Linked DNA regions of Homo sapiens: regions 1 and 2 are each linked to region 3. A link is an interaction called in ENCODE POLR2A ChIA-PET data of the cell type or tissue named here. Cell type or tissue: CD4-positive, alpha-beta T cell. All regions are shown on one strand.

Region 1 (4,000 bases), 64 kb before region 3:
TCCTTGAATGATTTTTAATTGTCAATATTTTCAGCAACACTTCTCTTTTGATTGCTTTGTTTGCTATGAAAAAAATATATTTCTGTCTACTAAGTTTTATCTATCTTATTTAATCAGTTATTTCTTATAAATAGATTATTAGCACATAAATACAGTCCAACTCTCCTTTGCTCAGAATAGAAGCTTAACTTTTTGCCTTAAATTGTTTTCAGTTATTGTTTTCCTTGGATGGGGAAAATGAATGTTCCTTTTACCTTTCAGTCAGTCGTGTCTCACTTTGGTGATTATTTTATTTTTTGTGCTTGCCTTAGGAATAAAACATAGTGTTTGGGTTTTTTTTTCTTATTTATCAGGATTGCTTTAATGGTTTCAATCATCTTTCTTTCTTTCCTTTTTCTCTTCAAAATTAATTTTAAAATAATTATTGTAGTAGGAATCCTCAACAGCTGAGCTGTACCATCTCAGAGTACCATTATTATCACTCTGTTAGGTGACATGATAATAATCATTTCTAATCTGGTGTCTCACTACATAAACATGCATTGCTAATCACAGTATGCCTCTGATCTCATTTGTTTAAAAAAAGCAGCAGCAGCAGAAGCAGAAGTAGAGAATAAGAGAAGAATCCTTCTGAAAGCTCTTAGTTTGGCCATATTACCCCACAGTGTGGCTTGTATAAAACACTTTCACTTTCTTGCACGAGGAACATAATGGGAATCCAGGAAGACAATATGAATAATTTTATAAGTTGGCTATTTAAAGAGAAATAGGCTTTTCTGAGTTTCTGGCATATCCAACTTAATATTACAGTACTGGACCTCATTCTGAATACTTAGAATATTTACGACACTTGATGTTTGGACTTTATAAAAGGTCACTTGAAAATGAAGTCACTTTCATTTTAAAGTAGAAGAAAGTGGATGTGGAAAAGGGAAGAGCTTTTAAGGAAAACCATCATGTCTGTTCTCCTGTAAAAGGTCTTCATTTCCAGTAGTAATTGTATTTCTTAATGGCTTTCCTAATATTAGATGATTACGTCTTGATGTATGAAAGTATTTCAGCTCAGGGATTATTGAGGCTCCTCTGGCAAAATGACTATCATACTTACCTGGAACTTTTGTTTCAGCCCAAGTAACAATTGCAGATAGACATAAATTAGCAATATTTACTCAGAACTCACACGTAGCTGTTTTTCTTGTTTAATAAGGTACTTTTGCTTACAAATGATAGTTACCAGTTAAAGCCATCTTAAGATCAAAAAGGGACATCATTATAAGGATTCAGAGGTATGGCATAAATCACAGGGGAGGGCATAAACTCAGCTTCATGAGAATGCCAGGCCTCAGGACCAGGACCCAAGAAAACTATTCTCTTTAGTATCTCTGTGTCTTCTATAATTGATGGCCATGTATTATAGAGAATAGGAGTTCTACAAGGCTGTCCATGGTAAACAAACAGGATCTTTGATTCCTATTAGTCTGGGGAATGTTCCATACCACATCCACCAGGTCTGAGAGCTTCACGGTGCACAGTAGACTATTAAAGTTACTGAGAAGTTGCATGGAACAGAAACCTGCTTAACCTTCTTTAATCTACTGATTTCCAAACTCATTTGACCATTGCTTTGAGAAATATCATTTTAAACAAACACTCGAATAATATGGAATTAAATTTAATTGGATTCATGGAGTTCTATTGTATTATTTTTTAAATGATACAATGAGCACTTGTTAAGTGACTAGTTGAAGGTCACAGTATATTTTTGAGCCTCTTGGTCTAGTGCTCTTCCCACTGGTGCTTACATTCGTGGATCTTGGCTGAGGAACTGTACTGTCACAGCTATTCACTTTGTGCCCATACCCCATCACCCTAGCATTTTAAAGGAGCTCCCCACTTTAAATTGAGTGATTGATTATTCCATTGGTTCTCCTGACAGGCAGTCTGCTATTTTAAAGATGACCCAGCAGCTCTAGTTTAAAATGTGCCTTTATTTCCTGTGTGTGACGCATATATGTTGAGCAGTTTCTGGTCATAGGAACTTTGGTTCCAAATCTTATTAAGGTTTTTGTCATTCCAGAGGGTGACATTTTAGGGGGGCAGAAACTGGCTAGCATGTTAGCCTAATCCTTGAATCCAGGCAAAATAAATTTTGGTTGAGTTTGCTGTAACATTCACCCATTCGTTTTCATTGCTTCATGTCTTGGATCCAGTGAAAGGGAGACGTGTCAAATGTTCTGAGAGGCTGTAGATTCACTTGGTAATTAAACCAACTAGTGCAAATGTACACCAGTGAAAACAGTAAAGTTTCCCAGGGTAAGTCTTCTGGGAAAGTGAGAAAAGCCAGGCAGAAAAAGGGTAATTGAATATCAGAAATAAAGAGCTGAGGAAAGTGTTGGGGGAGTAAACACCAAGAGAAGAAACTATTGTAATTTCTGCCAACAAGAACATCATGCTTTTAAAGTGCATGTTGTTTTTTTTTCCCCTTTGGAACAGTTAGCAGGAGTAGCAAAAACAGTAACAACGTGACCTCAGTGATAATGTGTCTCTAGTCCATGAAGCTGAGCCAGGTGTTGTATTAAATACCTTTGAGACAGAAACTCATTTCTAAAATCCACACATTTGCTGAATGAATGAATGAATGAATGAATAAGCAAATTTTAATTTGTGTCTGTCTAGGGATAAGAACTTTTGATGCTTTGCTCTTCAAAGGAGTTTAAAACATAATAAGGGAGAGAATACAGGACATGAAGTTAGAGAAGTGGCATGGGAGAGGTAATACCATAGAAGTAGAGGAACAAGAGAAAATTTCCATCCAACAAAGGTTGGAGAAAACTTCCAACCTTTGTTCCAGTGAACAAAGGTTTAACATTTGTATGGGTGCATCAGTTAACTGTTTCATAAAACTCATGTGTACCAAACTGTCCCCAGTACTTGGTGGATTGAAATAAGAGTCATTTACTCTGATTCTTGTGTCTGTGGGCCAGCTTGGCTTGTTTTGACTATAGGGTGTGAGTTAAGTCCATGTGTCTGTCACCCTCCAAGACCCAGCAAAAAACTAAGACATCTGCTTCTCATAGTGAAAGACAGGAATGCACATGACATTTTAAGCCCCTGCTCCATTCACATGTCTTAAGCCAAATCAAGTCTGATATCAAAGGAATGTGACAGTATACTCCTCTCAGGAATAAGAAGTAAAGAGAGAGTGAATATTTACTGAACAACAATCTAATTTACTTCAGTGGGAAATACAGGGTTATTTCGTATATCTGGTGAACTTGTTAGGAAGTAGCAGTGTTTATATTGTAAAATCAAGCTGGAGGTTGCAGGACAGAGGCTAGAATTCCAGCTGAGAATAATATTACAAAGGGCAGGAGTGGAGTGATTTTTTCCAGTGAGTCAAGGGCCACAGGTTGGTCAAGGGAAATGGGCACTGAAAATACCTTTCCAGAAACACTTACTTAGTAGGGTGACTTCGGTAGATCATGAGAAAATAGATTTGGTAGAAGATTAAAAGCAGGAAGCTGATTGTTTGGGGCTGAAAACGATGAGGGGTTAGAGAAGCAAGGTAATTAATATCAGCGTCTCTTTTGAAGACATAAAGGGCAGAAGAGAAATAGGGTTTTGAAATGAGAGAGAGCAAACGTGAGACGAACATAAGCATGTACTATGAGAGCCTATATTCATTAAAGAAAGATTCTGGGGCTGTTTGTTGTCCCAGGATAATGAGTAATAGGTGATAGATACAGAGCTGTCATCCTTTTCTCTCTTTTAATATAAGATATTTTGTAAGATGATAAGGCAAGGTGAGTGAGTAAGGCAATCCCCTTTCCCAATAGTTTTGTTATATACAGACTTAAAATGTGACATATTAAAGGGGTCAGGAAACTCTTGAATCTTGAGTCAACCATCTCTACTACTTAATATGCTCAAGGGACCTTATTTTTAAACATCATATGGGGGCACAATATTTACCTGTATGGTTAGCAAGCAACTTGCTAAC
Region 2 (4,000 bases), 54 kb before region 3:
AGGTGGCCCATGATTACGTGACCAGAAGTTATGTTGGCGTTTTGAGAGGGCGGGAGGTCATTAGGGCCAGAACAGTCTAACTCTCCATCTTGTTATCCACATATTTCTAAACACATGCTGTGGACATGAGAATATAATGCATGCATGGAGATATTGACAAAGTGCTCTAATTAGCAGAACATTAATAAGTAAAAATCAACTCACTTTCAATAAAACCTAATTTCACTAAAAATCACTGGACCAGCCTGGGAATGGGAAGCTCTTAGATATCGTTGGGAAATTCATTCGGAGTATCAAGATAAAAATGAGAACAAGGTGAGAAATGAACTTCAAAACTAAGCCTGAGTTTGACTTACATTTTAATTTTTTTTTAAATAAAAGAGCTCTCACAACCTGGGGATTTCCCTCCAACAGCTGGTGAGTACCCTGTACTATCCCCACCATCCCATCCTAGACTGTGTCAATGTCCATGGAAAAAGGACTTCTATCATTTTCTGGGAATGAGTTCAGCTGCATGTAACAGAAACCCTGCCTTTAACAGTTGCTTAAAAAAATAGGGGTGTATTTTCTTTGGTAACAAGAAGACCTCCTGGAGGTAGGCAGTGTCTTAGTGATTGTTTTAATCTGCCTATTTGCAAGATGGCCACCCTATTTCCTGGAACCATGATCAAATTCACGGTAGGAAGAAAGGGAGAGAGGTGGCAGCAGCAGTGTTGCTACTGGAAAATCATATGCTTCCCCCGAGTATTCCCCAGCAGATTTTCACTGGCTTCAAGATGGTCTGAGAGAATGAGTAGTTGGCCATGGGATGGGAACAGGCAGGAGAAAAAGGTGTTAGGAATGAGCAATGGGCAAACTGAGCAGAGTTTCCTGCTACAGGAAGCTCTGTAGATGTGTAATTCAGTGCAAAATAAAAACTCAATAGACTGACTTGAGAAGCATCTTGCCTCTAACTGATTAGGTCTCACTTTCTTGCTGTGTAAAACAAAGGGCTTGCCTAGGGGTAGTCTATATTTTCAGAAGTTTTCCTGTTATAGCATTCCAGAATTTCTCAGGTACTTTTATAATGATTAAGAGCTTTATGATCTCAAACACAGCATAATTACAGAGAGTTACTGGGTCCTAGGTACTTAATGTGCATGATCTTATTCAACCCTCACCATGCCTCTGTGAAGCAGGCACTATTATGCCATCCATTTTACAGATGAAAGAAGTAAGTGCAGGTTAAGCCTCTCGGTGACATGGTTAAGGTGACAGTTAGATCATGGCCAGGTCAGGATTCATCCCAGGAGCATGGCTGATCCCAAAGACATTTCTTTAAGTACTAAGCATTCTAGCTCATAAGGTTCCTCCACATTCTAATGCTTTCTGTCTTCTTCAACCTGGCTGTATGTGTAATACGCATATTTTCATGATTCTCATTTTTCCAAACTTCCTAGTTTTGGTCTGGAAGGTCTTCTCTTTTTGTGAGTTGATTGCTCTTTGCCCAATTTATGTCCTAAAGAACAGTCTCAGGGCAAGGCATGAGACTTGAATCAGGAATGAATACAGTGAGTCATAGTGCCTTTGAGGCCAGCTGTGTTTATGTTTGAATGCCACCTCCCACTTGCTAGATGTAGATGTGTGACTTTGAGTAGGGTAAGTGTTATATCTTTAAGTGTCAATTTCTTCATATGCAATGGGAAGATTATGATATTAACCAATGGCATTTTAAATGAGAAGTAAATGAGATAATACTTGCGAAGTGCCTAACACAGCATGTGTCAGTGTATTAGAGAGTTGATAACTGTGAAAATGGTTAAGGTGAAAGGGATGTAAATGAAAATACAAACAAAACTGGATTATTTGGCAGATCCTAAATACTCTTTGACCAGTATAGTCTCACATTGTTCTCCTTCATTCTCAGTGTGCTTGTGTTGTGTGTATGTGCACATGCAAACTTTGCTTTTCCTCATGTCTGCTTTGTGAGCTAGAGTCAGCTATAGCTATGACAGCTCTAGAGCTGCTCACATGGTAGGTAGGTTCTGTCTGTCCCTGTCCCTCATCATTCAGGGTGTGGATGATACAATGACTGTTTACTATGCGGTCAAAATTCTAGAAGTACTGTCTGTAGCATGGAAACAGAGTCTTCTCTGCATATTTTCAAATGCAAGATAGAGATGGCAGTGGTGGACAAGGTATGAGGGTGGTTTGGTTGGGGGTGGGGTGCATCAGTTATACTGTGTTCTTTCATTGCAGCTAAAAATTTCAAAAATACCACCCATTTCGGAGTTCAGTGAAGTAAATTCTGAGAATCCAAACATCAAATAAGAGTTATAAACAACATAGTTTTATTATTACTAGGTAATTATTTTACTTTTATGTTTCATTAATATTATTGATTTAAATCAAATTAGCCATACCTATAACTTCAGGCAGGAAGGAAAGGTATAAGAGGAAAATGAAAACTTTCCTTTCCTTCTCTTCTCTGACATGCTGGCCTCTTGTCCTCCAAATATTACCATTGTGAAGTTTCTTCTGTAGCTTTTCAGAAAAAGAAATTATGCACATGTTGACATCTAAACAAAACGACACGGAGCCTTTAAAATCTTTACTTAAATGGCATATTATATACATTCTTCACACTTAGCTTGTTTCAAAGCATAGTATATCTTGAAGAGCAGACCTACCTCATTATTCTTAATAGCTGTACATATTGTTTTGTATTGATAAATCAAAACGCGTTTAACCCAATGGATGGTATATGGGTTTTCTTCTCCATTTTTTTGTTTGTTTTTATGGGCAATACTACAAAGGACATTCTTGCACAAATTCTGGCATACTATTTGGAAGTATATCTGTAGGGCAAATTCTTAGCAATGCATTTGCTGGGTTAAAGGGTTTGTGAATTTGCCATTTTGCTAAGAGATTGCCAAATGCTGGATATGCAAGAAATGTTCTCTCTCAACAACCAGACAGAAGGAAAATCTCTTCATTCCTTTCTTTTAATTTAATTTGCTTATCTTTCAATGGCCTTCTAAAAAAATTGAATGGCATGTTTTTTAGGTAGATTTTGTTTGGCAGTCACTCTGGGCCTCTGCTTTTATTAAGGGAGGGAAGGCAGATGAGCTGTGGTAAACATGGATAAGTCAGTGTTCTGGCTTCCTCAACCAATGTGAATTTGGATGGACTATTTTTTCTAGTTAAAGAAATCTCCATATGCTATGGTGATGTATCTGGAGTATATCAGTTTCTTGAAACACAAGATGATTTTTATTTTGCTTATATTCAGTCTCATTTAGTAACTGTCAAAAAATTTACCGTATTGCCAGAAAGTTGATCTTGTAGACCAGATGTCAGTCGGGACCTTGTTGCTCAATGGAGATCTAACTATAATGTACTCAAACTACCAATTCCACAGTTCATGAGAAGTTAAAGTTCTCTCCACCTTCTCTGTGAATTTTGTCTTCCTCTGGTTTCTCTGTCCAAGTGTCTGTTTTGCCCTACTTAACAGGATGTGCAATTTGTTTGCATGTATCTGTAACAGTCTTCTCCCCAGGCATTATTTTAATTTAGTTGTGAACTGGGAGATATTGTGAAGCGGTCTCATTGTGGAACATTTCTTGCTCCTCAGTTGACTCTTCTCCTCCTCCATCCCTTTTCACTTCTTCTCTCCTACTGGAAAAGAAGGTTTGCCTTTTTCTGCAAGGCCTTTATGGCTATTAACATCTATTCCCTCCAGTCTTTAACTCTGAGATGGTTTAATGAACATGACTCTCCTGCAAATTCTATATGTTTTCCTGAAGATTCTTTCTCAAACCAAAAAAACAAAACTCCTCCATATCCATTATAATTTCATCCAAAAATTCATGTTAGGTCATCTCCCTTACAAAGAACATTTCTCAAACAGCGTTTCTGTTTGTTTTTGTTTCTGTTTTAATTAGCTGGCATTCTGGTGTAAGGATTAACAGAAGAATGCCTTCTTAGGATAAATCCAGCACTTCAGTAGAAGAAAGATCGT
Region 3 (4,000 bases):
TAACCTACAGTAAGATACATATTTATTTCAAAATCATGCCTGTCTCCCCTGACACACATATATGAAATATATGCATATGCCTATATTGATAAAGGAAACCAGAGTTTCACAAAACAATGTTTACTCATTCTGTGCAGTCTAATAGTTTTTATTCTATTAAGATCTGATTTCTGGCTGGGTGTGGTGGCTCACACCTGTAATCCCAGCACTTTGGGAGGCTAAGACCGGCAGCTCTCTTGAGCTCAGGAGTTTGAGATCAGCTTGGGCAACATGGCAAAACCCTGTCCCTAAGAAAAATACAAAAATTAGCCAGGCATGATGGTGCATGCCTGTAGTCCCAGTTACTCAGGAGGCTGAGGCAGGAGAATCACTTGAGTCCAGGAGGTCAAGGGTGCAGTGAGCCGCCATCATGCCACCATACTCTGGCCTGGACAACTGAGTAAGACCCTTTCTCAAAAAAAAAAAAAAAAAAAACAACAAAAAAAACACCTGATTTACATTGTTTGTAATGCTGATTGCAACCCATTAAGTTGACTTCATGACCCACTAATGGATTGTGACTCTAAGTTTGAAAATCCCTGATATACACAGTTATGCTTAATCCTTACGGCGGGAGTTCTCACCCCGTTAGTCAGGCTCATAGAGGTAGACAAACCTGGCTAAAGTTGCAGAGGTGAAATTCTATTTTGGAATTTCTGATTGTGGAGCCATTGCTTTGTTTGGCCATCTCAACCAGCTGAGTATCTGCTTTTGCTTTATATTATGGCTGGTGACTTGGTGAGTTTGCCCATTTCCAACTAAGCTTCAGAAACAGAGAAAGGGAACCAGTTTGGGAAAAGGGTCCAGCTACAATGAACACTACCATTTGTCTCCCACAAGGTCAGAATAGCCAGAGGACTCTTCCCATATGAAATACCCCATATTCTTCCTTAATGGCTTATGTTTATAGCAGATTTCCTGAGTAGAAGCTTAAAGTAATCAGACATTAATTAAACCACCTCTAAACATAACCAGAAGGTGTGATACTTCACCTCCCCAAACATTTTCAGCCTTCCTTTAATGCAATTAAAACCATAGCCTAGAGCAAAGAGCATGAAAAGTAGCAAGGAGTTGGCTTGCTGGATAATTTATATCATTTTTATACATAACTTCGCACTTACTCTCAGGCGGAAATGGAGAACTGTCTAATCCCGCACATTTGAAGCCAATGGTCCCCATGAGAATACTATAAATTAACACACAATGAAATTGCATCTAAATTATTAATGGGTGATATTTCTGAATAAGCAGGAGATACCATCTATCTATTCTCACCTCTGTTGGTTTTTTCCTACTTCTAGGATGGCCCCGAAGCCGGACAGACTGTGAAGGTGAGTGCTTATTATGTGCATACAAATTAATAAGAGGCGATTATGAGAACTAATAAAAAATCACAACGAGTCATATGCAGCACATTGCTGTTTCATTATGTTATCTTCGAGGTCAGAGAGACCCTCAGTGTTAGAGCCGTAAATCCTGACATTATAAACTCTGCCAAACAATATGTTTCCCATTGGTTTACAAGACATTTACTTTTAGTAGTAAAATTATTATTGTGCAAACGCTAAAACAGAAACTAAATCAAGGAGTCCGGAAACATAAGTCAAAGTGGTTCATGTGAGAGAGTGTCTAGGAAATAGCATGTGAGCTTCCTGTGGGTTTGTGCAGCCCCATGTTAAGCCTGGGGTGTCTTTGACACACCTTTGCTTCTTGACATAGTCTGCTTTTGCTTCATTGTTTTTGAGTGAAGCAATAACCGCAGCAGTAGCATCAAGCTGCCTCCCTTCCTTTCTGTTCTCCTGTGCTTCTCTCTGTTCTCCTTCTCGTCACCCCCACACCTACTCTTTTCCTCCCTGTGTACTTAATACCAAAGTTCAAACCTAATGGAGTCAGTGGAGCTCAAAGATGGGTTTTTAAGTGTGCTAGGAGAAGAAAGGAGGATTTATTAGGATAGTCTCTGCTTCTGTAGTAAAAATAAAATAATAAAATCCTGGCTGATTCAGAAGCTGGGTTTCAGCTCTTTTCATACAAATGCTAATTCCTATACGGGTAGATTCTGCACCTAAGTCATAGAAAAGGCTCTATTTTTGGTGCTAGAAGTCAGAAGCAAGTCAGGCTGGGATGTTAATGTTACACTTTGTTGAAATAAAGTTTAATGCTTCGAAGACTAGCTGTGAGTGGATAAGGTGCTGCCCACACAAACAATGCCAAATAAACGTAAGTTCCCTTTTGATCTTACTTTACTTTTGTCTTTAACACAGCTATTCTGGGACTTTTAAAATACAATCTCTGGGAAATACTTCTAAGCAGTGAAAGTTTATGTAGGGACTGCCACCATATGGGCTACCAAATTCCTTATCATAAAAAAGGGCTAGCCTCCTAATTGCTCTACACACAGGGTATGGTGATAGACACAGAGGCTTTCAGCTTTCCTCTGTCCCACTGTCTCACCTCCATGTGAGGCTCTAAATATACGGATGCAAAGAAAGGATTTAATACCTGTGGCTTCTTTTTGAAATCACTTCTTGAAATGCAAAACACAAATGTTTAAACTTGGTTCCAAGATTTTTTAAAACTCAGTATTCAAATGTAAATTCCAACTATACCGGATTAGTTAGATGCACTATGCAATATCTATTTGATGGAATTCCTTCAGCCATTGAAAGCGATACTGTAGAGGCATAGCTAGTGACATGGGGGAATGCACAAACTGTATTAAGTGGGATGCACAGAATGATAATAGGTGCATAGTAAGCATAGCTAAAACTTATATGAATAGATAGGTTATATGATCTCAAAATTTCATTTAGCCATTCTAAAGCGGGATAGAAAATATTTGCTATGCAACAGGCTCTGAATAGAGATAGAAAGTAGATTAGTGGTTGCCAGGGACTGGGACAAGGAAGGAATGGGGAATGATTCCTAATGGATACAGGTTCTTTTAGGGTAATGAAAACGTTGTGGACTTAGTGGTGATGGTTGTGCAACATTGTGAATATAATAAAGCCACTGAATTGTACGTTTTAAAATGGTGAATTTTATCATATTTGAATTATCTCTTGACTAAAAATAATAAACACACACACACAAAACAAATAAGCAGTGAGCCTAGCTGGGCTGATAACTATGGCTACAGATTGTGTAACTCCAATAGTAATTACTTTTTGATGTCCCAATTATCTGGCCAAAATGTGTAATGTTTTTGTTACCTTTGATGGTGATGATGATGGACTAATTCTTAACATATAGTACTTATATATGAATTGTTGAATGTGGTTATTGTTATCATCACCCTGATTATTTAGCTTAAGTTGAACTTTTTAAAACGATTCTGTTTTTTAAATCAGCAGGTTATGCTGTTTTGCACATCTTTCAGTTGTTTCCAACCTGATCACAGAAGTTTCCTGATATGAAATAATGGGGATATCTTGACTCGTTTGTAGAATATGGTGGTTATAAGAAAACCACCATACACACACACACACACACACACACACACACACACACACACACACACACACACACACACACACACATAAAATCCCAGAGAACAATGAAGGTTCCAAAGCTGTCCTTTTAGACAAAGTATCCATATCTAAAGTTGTTGAATCTGCTTTTCAAAATGCGATCTTTGTATCACCTGCATGAAAATTAACTTTGGTATCAGTTAACAACAACAAAAAGTTGATTCTCAGTTCTTATTCCAAATCTACTTATTTAGAATACTGTGACTGGGGCTTGGGAATCTTCATTATTAACAAGCACATCCCGTGATAGATATTTGCCAGCCTCAGTATTGTATGATGATAAAATATTGAGTGGCAATGGCCACATAATTATGACCCCTGGAAGCCAGTCTTGCAGTAGCCAGCCCCTCTAGGGGACAAAGCAGCATCTTTAATATTCAGCTGTCCAGTTGTGAATACTACAATTCAAGCCTCTGAGCATTTCATATTTTGGA

What was found. Peaks named below come from ENCODE experiments on the same cell type or tissue, not always from the same donor. Only the 100,000 strongest peaks of a DNase experiment are listed, where the experiment ranks them.
Region 1: POLR2A ChIA-PET joins it to region 3 with 24 read pairs; 5 of 35 experiments call an interaction of 5 or more read pairs at or near these places.
Region 2: POLR2A ChIA-PET joins it to region 3 with 14 read pairs; 6 of 35 experiments call an interaction of 5 or more read pairs at or near these places.

The regions. Positions count from the first base shown.
Region 1 is chr3:60,073,144-60,077,143 of GRCh38, reverse strand. The region is part of intron 5 of FHIT (fragile histidine triad diadenosine triphosphatase); the gene reads left to right. Among named protein-coding and RNA genes, the nearest start is that of MIR548BB, 540 kb to the left of the region's middle. In CD4-positive, alpha-beta T cell, no CTCF peak of the experiment used is centred here; no DNase peak of the experiment used is centred here; H3K4me3 peaks cover 1,709 bases; H3K27ac peaks cover 1,171 bases.
Region 2 is chr3:60,062,581-60,066,580 of GRCh38, reverse strand. All of the region lies in intron 5 of FHIT (fragile histidine triad diadenosine triphosphatase), which reads left to right. Among named protein-coding and RNA genes, the nearest start is that of MIR548BB, 550 kb to the left of the region's middle. In CD4-positive, alpha-beta T cell, no CTCF peak of the experiment used is centred here; DNase peaks (open chromatin) are centred at 1,570 and 2,170; H3K27ac peaks cover 999 bases.
Region 3 is chr3:60,008,741-60,012,740 of GRCh38, reverse strand. FHIT (fragile histidine triad diadenosine triphosphatase) reads left to right here. Exons shown (of 10, transcript NM_002012.4): 7 at 1,341-1,370. Among named protein-coding and RNA genes, the nearest start is that of MIR548BB, 610 kb to the left of the region's middle. RefSeq lists a silencer at 1,657-1,866. In CD4-positive, alpha-beta T cell, no CTCF peak of the experiment used is centred here; DNase peaks (open chromatin) are centred at 1,720 and 2,190; H3K4me3 peaks cover 2,512 bases; H3K27ac peaks cover 3,689 bases.